2 separate regions of the Homo sapiens genome follow, and region 2 is linked to region 1. A link is a contact called in ENCODE Hi-C or POLR2A ChIA-PET data. All regions are on one chromosome and are shown on one strand. Each heading gives the region's core, a stretch centred on a gene start or an enhancer-like site at or near the end of the contact. The rest is flanking DNA. Distances are from core to core; before and after follow the strand shown.

What was found. A loop is a pair of places that touch in the nucleus more often than their neighbours do. ChIA-PET counts read pairs that join two places held with the same protein, here RNA polymerase II (POLR2A). Pooled maps may share reads with other maps.
Region 2: a map of endothelial cell of umbilical vein shows a loop between it and region 1 (8-fold over the local background). The contact joins two enhancer-like sites. A Hi-C loop is called at or near these places in 3 of 168 maps with a recorded cell type or tissue (Caco-2, endothelial cell of umbilical vein and ovary) and 3 of 50 pooled maps. POLR2A ChIA-PET finds 5 or more read pairs at or near these places in 2 of 52 experiments (HEK293 and OCI-LY7).

What each region holds. Positions count from the first base shown.
Region 1 is chr5:17,074,756-17,080,737 of GRCh38, forward strand. No RefSeq gene overlaps it. Among named protein-coding and RNA genes, the nearest start is that of MIR10522, 78 kb to the right of the region's middle. Within about 2 kb of position 3,101, at least 3 of the 41 ENCODE cell types and tissues checked have a DNase peak (open chromatin) inside an H3K27ac peak, as active enhancers do.
Region 2 is chr5:17,186,381-17,192,362 of GRCh38, forward strand. All of the region lies in intron 1 of BASP1-AS1 (BASP1 antisense RNA 1), which reads right to left. Among named protein-coding and RNA genes, the nearest start is that of BASP1-AS1, 28 kb to the right of the region's middle. RefSeq lists a silencer at 3,900-4,194. Within about 2 kb of position 3,196, at least 5 of the 41 ENCODE cell types and tissues checked have a DNase peak (open chromatin) inside an H3K27ac peak, as active enhancers do.

The sequences.
Region 1 (5,982 bases), core at 1,851-4,350:
CAGGCTGGTCTCAAACTTCTGGCCTCAAGAGAGTCGTCCGCCTTGGCCACCCAAAGTGCTGGGATTACAGGTGTGAGGCACTGTACCCAGCCTCAAAACCAGGTTCTTAGCTGCAAAGCTATGGACAAGTTACTTAATATTTCTAAGTCTCAATTCTGTTAACTGTAAAAATTAAGCAATAATAACTTATTTTATCAAAATGTTACAAGGATTCAATAAAAGCAATTACATAAAGAACTTACCTGAATGCAAGCACATAGGAAGAGCTAAATAAATGTTCCTTCTCTTTCTCCTTTCCTTTCCTCATTTCCATTCTGTTAAGTGATAAGTAATTAACCTAGTCAGATGATATACAGTTCTGGGTGGTAACATGTGCCACCTTGCGTGACTTACAGTGTATTTACTTTAATAAGGGACTTCAAGATATTATGCATAATGGAATGACTTCAGTGGTTGCATTTTTGGGTAGGCAAGATCTCATAAATAATATGAATAGCCACTTTTATCTCTTCTGTTATCAGGGTAGAATTTAACTTAGCCTGTTTGCAAGGCGATATACTCCAAGTCTTAAAATAATGCCTAGTTGTTTGAACTTTACCCAGCACGGAGGATATGTGGAGATTGAGATGGTTCACATGTGTTTCAGGATGTCATTTGAACCACTCAGAACTCATTCAATATGGAAAACTAAGTGAGAACTTCTCAAGGGAACTTGTTCTCTTTCCAGAGGTTGCTGGAATTTCCTGTTTCTGTTTGGACTCAAAATATCACATAAAATTCTATTTTCTCTGAACACTTTGGGTCCTGGCTTGACCCAGGAAGGCATATTTTAATTTAAATGAAAAACATACACGTCGGAGACTCTTCACCATCTTCCTCAGTTCTGAGGTATGTCTTGTTGACCAAAAGCTGTTTTTCTCCCAACAACATTGATCACAGATTGCACTCACTTCACCTCTACTGAGAAAATTTACATCTTCTCCAGAATCAGCAACTATCCACATTTTTGTTTTTACTGTAGTAAAATGCACAAAACATAAAGTTTACCAACTTAACCTTTTTTTTTTTTTTTTTTTTTTTGAGACGAGTCTCACTCTGTCGCCAGGCTGGAGTGCAGTGGCATGATCTCAGCTTACTGCAACCTCCGCCTCCTGGGTTCCAGCGATTCTCCTGCCTCAGCCTCCCGAGTAGCTGGGACTACAGGCGTGCACCACCACGTTCAGCTAACTTTTGTATTTTTTGTAGAGGTGGGGTTTCACCACGTTGGCCAGGATGGTCTCGATCTCTTGACCTCGTGATCCACCCACCTTGGCCTCCCAAGGTGCTAGGATTAGAGGCATGAGCCTCTGCCTAGGCCCAACTTAACCATTTTTAAGTGTACTGTTCAGTGTCATTAAATACATCCGTAATGTCCATAATGTTACACAACCATCACCACCATCCACCTCTGTAACTCTTTTCTGTCTTGTAAAACTGAAACTCTTGTACCCATTAAATAATTGCTATTCATTCTCTCTTACTCCTATGCCCTAGCAACTACCATTCCACTTTCTGTTTCTATGATTTTGACTACTCTAGATATCTCATGTTAGTGAATTCATGCAGTATTTGTCTTTTTGTGAAAGGCTCATTTTACTTAGTATAATGTCCTTAAGTTTCATCCAAGTTGTAGCATATGTCAGAATGTACTTCCCTTTGAAGGATGAATAACATTCTGTTTTATATAGATAACACATTTTGCTTATTCATTCATCTGTTGATGAACACTTGTGTTACTTCCATCTTTTGGCTATTCTGAATAGTGCTGCTGTGAGCAGGAATGGATCATTGAACTTTTTGCACTTTTGGAAGCTGATAGAATAGCAAACACAGGCCGGGCATCGTGGCTGATGCCTGTAATCCCAGCACTTTGGGAGGCTGAGGCAGGAGGATCACCTGAGCTCGAGAGTTCGAGAGCAGCCTGACCAATATGGTGAAATCCCGTTTCTATTTAAAATACACAAAAATTAGCTGGACATGGTGGTGCACGCTTGCAGTCCCTGCTACTTGGGAGGCTGAGGCATGAGAATTGCTTGATCCTGGGAGGCAGAGGTTGCAGTGAGTCAAGATTGCACCACTGTACTCCAGCCTGGGAGACAGAATGAGACTCTGGGAGACAGAGAGGAAAAATCAGCCTCTGACAATTTGTTTCATGTAATCAAATAAAACGTCTTGATGCACTAAGAGTTCCAGGTTCATTGCTATAGGTTGTAAGAAGATAGAGACATAAAATTCTATTATCATTATTTAGCATTAATTACTTTTTTCTGTACGTTTTTCCTCAGGTGATCTATATCTAGAAACTCCTATTTGGTATTTGGTATGTAGTTAAAAAAAAATAAAAAGTAGGCCAGGCTCATGCCTGTAATTCCAGCATTTTGGGAGGCTAAGGCGGAAGGATCATTTGAGCTCAGGAGTTTGAGATCAGCCTGGACAACATGGTGAAACCCTGTCTCTACTAAAAATTCAAAAATTAGCTGGGTGTGGAGGAGCGTGCCTGTAGTACCAGCTACTTGGGAGGCTGAGGTGGGAGGATCCCTTGGGCTTGGGAGGCAGGGTTGAGTTGGCAGTGAGCTGAGATGGCACCACTGCCCCACTGCACCTGGGCGACAGAGTGAGACCCCGTCTCAAAAAAAAAAAAAAAACAACTAATCTCCAAATACTTTTGGAGAAGCGTAAAGAGTTTAATCTGGGGTAATAGAATGGGTACCCTCTGCAGTCCCTCGGACCATCTTGTTTCCATTTACTTGATTAAGAATTAAACATATTGCAGCCATGTGTGAACTTGGCACATTCAAGATTCCTGCTAAAAGTTAGAATTCCTTTGACATCCTACCGCACCCTTTAGAGAAATTTCTAAAGACTTCCTTCCAGCTGTCACCAAAAATGATAAAAGGCCATTTACGGACAGCGTTGCTTTGATTGCCCCTGCCTAAGTGTACAATGGGTAGAAATGCATTTACTGCCATTTCTAGGGCAGTAGAATATTGGAAATAGTAACCTTTTATATGTTCTTTGCCTAAAGGATGGAAGAGGCCATGGCTGTGTACTGACAATATTCTTCTACTGACAAAATGCTGTTGCTTGAGAGTGCAGCTGAGGTTATGCCATTTCTCATAAAGTCAAGTAAAAAGTAAAGCAGTGTTGACTTACTAGCTTATCAACTGAAAGAACGCCTTGTAGCTTCTAGTCTGTAAAGCCTCAACTTATTTCTATTATTTACAAAAAGGATCAGTTTGTTCCAAGCCTTTTGAACTGAAGTGCTGCTGTTCCCTGCAGCAGGAGAGAGGTCACTAAGAGGAAGCCAGAGAATCACACGGATTGCTTCTTCCTCCAGCTCTAGAACTGAGATGGCTCCTCGCCTCCCGAAAAACAATGCGGCTGACTCTAACGAAATTCACTATCACCCACAGGCAGTAGCCAGACACACCTACTTTATTTTCAAAATTAAATTGTTTGATGACAGACAGATAAGGAACAGATGGCAGGGAAGGTGGAGATAATAATAGGTAAGTTTTGTCTTCTGGGTTGATGGGTTTTACCCTATTCCTATCAATGTTGACCAGAAATCAGAACATTATTCATTTATTTTGGAAATTACTTCAGTTGATTAAACAAATGTAATCAGGATAAAAAATAAACCTAAGGAGGCCGGGCGTGGTGGCTCATGCCTGTAATTCCAGTACTTTGGGAGGCCGAGGCGGGTGGATCACAAGATCAGGAGTTTGAGACCAGCCTGGCCAGCATGGTGAAACTCCATCTCTACTAAAAATACAAAAATTAGCCCGGGCATGGTGGTGCGTGCCTGTAACCCAGTTACTCTGGAGGCTGAGATAGGAGAATCGCTTGACCCCAGGAAGCAGAGGTTGCATTGACCTGAGATAGCGCTATTGCACTCCAGCCTGGGCGACAGAGCAAGACTCCATCTCAAAAAAAAAAAAAAAAAAAAAAAAGGAATAATTAACTCATAATCCACTTCTTTAACATGACAACTCAATTTTTTCCCAGTCTTTGTCCATAATAATTCAGATAAAATATTGCTTTTTTACATTTGATAACTAACCGTCATGTCATTTAACCAAATGGTTTGATACAAGGTTTGAAGCTGTAGAGCTTCAATGAAAACATCCATACCTATTAAATGGGACAAAGAGAAAGATTATTTAATGATAAAAGTGTATAAGCCGCAAGAATGTATTACAGTCATGTTTATGCCAAAGCAGGAAAAAAGCCGAATACATAAAGCAAAAACTCATGTCAAGATAACTTAAAAACAAACAAATTATTCTAGGACATTGTAATATATCTCTTTCAGAGTTTACTAGGCCAAGCAGATAAAAATAAGGAAAAATAAGGTTTGAAAAAAATATAATAAACAACCTCAACATTATACATGACTTTATATCCAGCAGAAAATATATGTTCTTTTGTGACTTTGGGCATTTAGATGATTCAGTCATTAATTGGCCACAAAGAAAACATTAACACGTTCCAAATATCGGAAGTGGATGTTCTGGAGGCCATATTCTTAACTCTTATTCCAATAGAACTAGATCAACAATGTATATATAGATACACCAAATTGAAGAAAGCTCCGCTTAAACTAGTAGTAGAACCTAATTTAATGTCATATTTTATTGGCAAGGAATAACAAATGGTTTAGAGCTTATATCAATTTACAGCTTGTGAGTACAGGTACAATCAAGAGTACCAGGTGATTGAGAGATTAAAATTTTATTGATGGATCTCATCTTTAGAGTATCTGCATTAGTCATCAATCCTGTGAAATATTCTCATAGGTTCAGAAAATCTCCGTAAGGAATGAACATTTGGATCCAAACAGATTACAAACCAAAATGAGTCTTCAATGTTATTTCTTGCTTTTCGGTGTGAAGGAAACAAGACCGCTGTAACAATGGAGCTTTTCCAAAAGCTGCGATAAGATCTTCCTTCCGTGTCTGGAACTGCACTCTGAAGCGCTGGACTCTTAATCAGCACAAAGAGGAAACCAAGGCTTCCTTCCCAGGTCAACTGGCTTCCATGGACTGCAAAACTACCTTTTACAAAGCGCTCTGGATGCTGTTAGCCTAGGAACCACTTTCTGTTTCATTCCCCTTGGCATTAGACTAAACAAAGCACTGTGTTTCCATTTTAATATGTGGTCCCTTAAAAGACATTCTTCTCTACATCATAAGGATAAAGCAGCATAGGTTGTGCTTATTCAGCCTGTTCCATCACTATCACGATTATTTACATTAAATTAAAAATATAGTTCACAAGGCAACCAGTGTGGGTTGGCTTGAGAGGGGCAGGAGTTGTCTTTGATGAACGAAATAATTTTAGATAAAGTTACCCTGGTATATCCCTGCTTAGTGACAATAAGAACATTTTATTCGATCCATTCAATAAACCTCAGAAAGGTAGGTTCTGAAGATGTGAGAAGGGTATAGATGGAGGCGTGGGGCTGTCTCTGATTCTGATGTGCAAACAAGCTGTCTGAAGTCTTTCCATATTTTAAATCCCCAGTTGTGAAATGAGATCCATTAGTAAATTGAAGATGGGATGACATTGGCTGGGTGTGAATCATCTCCTGGTAAAACCTTGAGCTTCCAGAAGATGCCACATTGCAAGACATCTAAAAACACCCAGGGGACCGACGATAGCTTTGTTTTAAAATAAAATGGTTACCTTGGAAGATTGGAAAAACTTAAAAGGTGCAGGCTTGCAAGCTCTTGCTTGCATCTTGCAGGCTTAAACACATAGAATTCTATTGCAACAGTGGTGTTGACAGAGCAAGCGTGTTTCCTTGAAACAAGAAGCCGCCCAAATTAATAATTACTACCTGATGAGGCCCTCAAATATTTCCCACTGATTCCTCCTTTTTTTCCTCTCCCTTTCTTGTTTTGGTTTTTGAGACAGGGTCTCTCTGTCACCCAGGCTGGA
Region 2 (5,982 bases), core at 1,946-4,445, 110 kb after region 1:
GGCCCCAAAGATTCCCCTTCCACCAGGGCCGGCGACCAACTGACCACAGGCTGAGTGCTCCAGGCCCTGGCAGCTCAGAGGACGGGGAAACAGCAGCACACTTGCGGCCCCCTGGAGTCTGTCCCATCTGCCCTACCATCCTGTCATCTCCAAGGATCACCCAAGCTCTGGCCAGGCTGGTAATCTGTCTCCTTTGCATGCCCTTGCTCCCTGCTGCTCTGTGGGGCTTTCCCATGGACTCCTGACTCCTCTTTTACTCTCATGGCAACCCTTTCCATTGGGCTGTCTGGGATTCCTGTTCTTCAGTGGATACTTCCTTCTGTGTCCTCAGTCTCAGAGAATGCGCACCCTAGCTGAAGTTCTGCTCTCTCCAGAGTATCCCGGCTTCCCCCTTTTCACATTTCATCTACTGGGTTGGGGACCCATTTACGCCAATACTCCATGATCACTTGCAATCTATGACTCTTCCTCCTTTTGGAAAATACCCCTGCTCTGTAGAGTCCTTGATATTTAAGATGTGTGTGTGTGTATGTGTGTGTGTGCACGTGTGCGTGCACGTGTGCTCGTGTGTGTGCGCATATATAGCGTTAAGTGCTCCGGCTTCAATATCCAATGATGTGGGTTCTAATTTCGGTTTTGTACTCACTAGTCTGTGAGACTTTGGTCAAGTTACTTTTTTGAAGGCTTGTTAACTCTTCTATAAAATGTGGACGGCAGTACTTCTATAGCATGGGGTTGTTGTGAGGATTACATGAGAAGATCCATATGAAGTGTCTAGCACATTTCTGGTGTAACTCAGTCGACGTTAACTATGATCACATTTGGGCTGCTCACTTGCCTTTTCAAATCCCCCACCATTTGAAAAATGTCAGTGTTCTTTGGCACCACACAACCTGCTCCTGACAGTTCCCAGCTTCCTTAACTCTGGGGCATGCATTTCTACCACAGGCCTGCCCCACTTTCTGGCAACAACCTCCTAATCTATCTGCTCCTTCTCCCTGCCTGGGTCACCTCCTTCCTGTCTACCATGTCCTTGTCTCCCCGTAGCACTAGCCTAGGACCCTCCAACCTCAGCCAGATAGTCTACTTTCACTGAGACCTACACAGTTTGTGGTGTGTACCTGACTCATCTTGTGTGACTGTCATGTTTATTCTGTGGTTATATTTTTCATAATTCTTCCATTATAAGGATCCATATGGGGCTGAACCACTTCCTATACCCCACCCGCATTCCCACAAGCTGGATCGCATGTGAAGAATCTGATAATCTCTCTCTCATCTGGAGATTTGGTCTTAGTTCAGTAATGCCCCTGATCCAGGGAGTTAGTTGTCTAGGACACAGACTTGGCAGGGAGGTGAGGTGGCACTTTTCAGTGGCCATGACTCTGTAGCTGGGAAGCAAGGAAGCCACAGGGTGGTCTTGATCATGTGAACCAAGCCCGTGAGCTTGGAGGAGGGGTGGCACAGGGCCTGTGAGCGGTGGACACGCTCAGCCATGTTTCTGTGCTTCTGAGTTTTAGGCTTGTTAAATTTTCTTGATGTTCTTTGATTTCCCTTTCTCCTTTCTTTAGTAGCTTTGGAAATTCCAGTCTGTTTCACTTCTGCTGAAACACAGCAAGGATAAGGGAATTTTCCCTGGTGTGGCTCCATCTTTAAGATGACACTTAACTTTGGGAGGCAGAATGCCAGGGGCAGAGGGAGTCCGACCGAGGGCTCTCTATGGTGATCCCCCACCTGTGGCACACAGAGGATGCCCAAGTCAGCGAGCTGAGACCTTCCTGTCCCAGGGACGTGTAGAGCCAGGGAATTTGGGGGAGAAGATTTGGCTTGGCTTGTGCCTTATCTTTCCCATCATTCTGAGAGGTGAAGTGGCTCTTTCTCAGAATGGAATGGAGAGGAAGGAAGATTCTTGTGGTTACTGGAGAATTAGAACATGACAAGGTACTCGCTCCATTTTGTTTGAGATTTTATGAATTCTCAAAATATCAGAGGCATTTCTATCAAAAAAAAGAGAAAGGTCCCCAAAAGGCAACTCTTGAGTGACCACCATTTTGGAGGATTTATTCATTCTTGTCTTGTAGGTGGGTAATAAAGAATAAAATATAATTGTATAATACTTTAAAAAGACTATACAGGCAGTTGGGAGTCCGTCCACCAGGCTCTGCTCACTCGCTGAAAGGCAACGTGATTTACTATAAGATGCTTAACTTTGCTGTATATTTCCTGAGGTTTAAAATAAGATCTGTACTTATCTTTTCCTTTAAACTGACATGAATAAGGGAACATTTATGTCAAATAATTTGAGCAACTCAAAGGAGCAAAGTGCTTTAAAAATGCCAACTGGACTGTGAAGTTTTTAGGTATTTGAGGAGATCTACAAAATGGACTGGAAAAAATGGGCATGTCTCCAGAAATCACCAACAGCTGTGCGTTTAAAGATAACTAAAAATAATATTTCATATTGAGAAATTGGAATATCGGGGTTGAGTAGACCGGAAAATAGGGAAGAAAAGGAGAAGACACAGAAAAAAAAAGCCTTAAAACTTCGTGCTTCAGCAGTTGAACCTCTCTTGATTATCATTCCCAGAATTCCATTCTACTTTTTCCATTTTTTTTTTTTTTTTGAGATGGAGTTTTGCTCTGTTGTGCAGGCTGGAGTGCAGTGGCACGATCTTGGCTCACTGCCACCTCCGTCTCCTGGGTTCAAGTGATTCTCCTGTCTCAGGCTCTGAGTAGCTGGGATTACAGGCGCCCGCCACCACACCCAGCTAATTTCTGTATTTTTAGTAGAGACGGGGTTTTGCCATGTTGCCCAGGCTGGTCTCGAACTCCTGACCTCAGGTGATCCACCCACCTTGGCCTTCCAAAGTGCTGGGATTACAGGCGTGAACCTCCGTGCCCGGCCTACTTTTTCCAGATTTGGTCATGAGTTTCCTAGGGCTGCCATAATGAAGGACTACAAACTGGGTGACCTAAAACAAGAGATCTATTTTCTCCAATTCTGGAGAACAGGAGTCTGAAATCAAGGTGTGGGCAGGCCTGGTTTCTTCCGGAGCTCCTTCCATCTCTCCCAGCTGCTAACAGTCCTTGGTGTTCCTTGGCTAGTGGACGCATCACCCCCCTCTCTCCCTCTGTCGTCCCACCGCGTTCTGTCTCTGCATCTCAGTGTTCAAATCTCCTCTCCTTATAAAGACAGCAGTCACATTGGATGAGCGCCACCTAGTGGCCGAAGTTTAACTTGAGGACAACTGCAAAGACCCTCCTTCCAATAATGTCACATTGGCATGTAAAGAGGGGTTAGGACTTCAACATATTTTTTCGGAGAAGACATACAATTCAACCCAAAACACTGACCAAAACTTCACTTTCCCTGGGCGACCCCAGCATGGCAAGTTCTCTGCGTGAATAAGGCAGTGGTTGTTTAACAGGCGTGCCAGGAGGCTCAGGGAGCAGGAGCTACAGGGACCTGCATTGTATTCTAAGCGACATGAGGGCGCCTTGCTGTAGTTTCTTTCCTGGGTCTTATCATGCCTCTCCTAGCTCTCAGTTGCTCTTCAGCTTGCAATCCAAGACATGTATTTGTAGTTTAATGAACAAATCATATACTTAAAAAAATGGGTTAGTTTAATCTTAAAAAATCAAAGGCTTTAAAAAAGGGATCACAATGTATGTTTCTAGCCTCTTGCATTCACCTTTACCTTTCCTCCTCCATCTGCTACAGTCACAAGGAGAGCATCCACTTGACCTGTAGTCAGGGAGCACTGCTAAAGGTTGTATCTTCACTCAGCTGCAGTCAGCTTGTGACCGCAGATGCGTTATGAAATTAAATGTCCTCCTATTTTAAAGCTTCTACGAGTCATTAAAATTTTTTTGTTTATGGATATCATCAGGAGTGGTAGGGTGGGAGGAGGATAAGGGAAAGAGAAGAGGATGTTTTCAGCTGAGCAGAGGAAGCAAAGTTTGACATTTACAAGACCCGCATGTTATCTCTGGCCTGACCGTCTTGGTTCACATTCTTGTGTGGGTTCAAGTTTCCTGAGCACATGCATATTGACCTTAGTAAGAGGCCAACTCTGGATTGCCACGAGTCAGCTAACTCCTGCTGCCAGAAAATGGATTTTTTTTCTTCAGCAAGAAGTGCCTTGTGCAATTTTTCCTAATCAGGTCTGAAAAATAGTGACCTCTCATTTTGCAAAAACAGTTCACTATTGACAATATTAATAAAAACACGTGAGTTTACATAAATTAAGGGTTTTGGGTCTATTTCTGTGTGCTTTGACTGCAGTGCCTCCTAGTGGACACTTTTATGCTATACAAGTTTCTCATGGTTGATTAGTACTCACAGAAATGTTAAGAATGCATTTGAACAAACTCATTGTTTTCTACAGTAGGTTCCTCTTTTGTTTCTTGTTAGGTTTTAATTTTTCCCCAGCTAAGGTTCACTTCAATACATGACCAAATTGTGTCTATGTACAATCCTCTGATTGTTCAGAGGAAATTTTCTACACCCCCCTTTTCCTCATCTTAGGAGAGAATTTAAAGAGAATAAAATGCGCGCATGAGTAAGTTGCCATAAGAGCTTTTAAACTGTGGTTGGTAACATGATATATGTATCTGGAAAACTAGAATGCTAAAAATACCGCAATAATGAGGCTTTAAAACTAAGATGATTATGACTTAAACATTTAAAAGCAGGGTAGGAATATGAACTCATTCAGCAAGAGTTTGACATCTATTCCATTCTAGAGGGCTTGTGGCAAGTATGTGGGGAGGAATGGCCAATCCCCAGATAAAGGCCACCTGCTTGTTGCTTTCCTGCCTGTGACTTTATCCCCAGATGATTCAGAGAAGATAGGCTCTCCAGCCGCCCGCATGTTCCCTCTCACTGTGGATGTAATTGGGGTTCAGGTGAAAGTCCTCACCTCACTTCCTGGTGTTGTAGCTTCAGGAGTCTGCAGGGTGGCAAAGTCAAGTGATTCGAGCCAGGATTGTCTTACGTGGGGCCCAGCTTTGGAGGGTTCTGAAAGCTCCTTGAAAGTGACTGTAAAGCTATGACAGAGATTCCCAGACTTCGAGATTTTACAAAGAAGCCAAGGAATAAAGAAAGCTTTTAATGGGGGATTAAAGAAAGATGCCCAATTTAAAAAACAACAAACTTTTTTCCCTGTAATAGCGTTAAAAATAAACTACTAACGGGCTGGGTGCAGTGGCTCATGCCTGTAATCCTGGCACTTTGGGAGGCCGAGGCGGGTGGATCACCTGAGGTCAGTAGTTTGAGACTAGCCTGGCCAACATGCCAAAACCCCGCCTCTACTAAAAGTACAAAAATTAGCTGGGCGTGGTGGTGCACAGCTGTAATTCCAGCTATTCAGGAGGCTGAGGCAGGAGAATCGCTTGAACCCAGGAGGCAGAGGTTGCAATGAGCCGGGATTGCGCCACTGCACTCCAGCCTGGGCGATGGAGCAAGACTCCGTCTGAAAAAAAAAAAAAAAAGGAATAATGAAACAGCTACCATCAGCTACCATCACCTACCATCACTGGTTCATAAAAGAAAGAATGCTTTAACACAAAAGACAAGACATAATTTTAAAAGCAAGGACATTTCTTCCCAGGAGAAAATATTTTATGTAAAAGGTATAATGTGAATATGCATGTATATACACATACACACGCACATCTGTCCTTACTTTTCTTTCATTTCACCACGAAGCAAAGAATAGTTTCTTGTGAACTGGCAGTTGTCTGTGGACTGGCATTTGGGGACTGATATGAGAACTTTGTCCCTGAACTTTGACGTTCTCTGGTGTGACTTGGAGAGTGCCTCCACTAAGTTATTTCTTTGAAATCAGGACTCAGGACTACATTGTTGCTTTAGGAGAGCTTTTGCCCTCTTGAGTTACAGAACTCGTTCCCTGCTGGCCTCGGTTTGTGGTAGAGAACACGTGAGAAGGTCAGAGCTGAGAGGCTCTTGGGAACCACAGG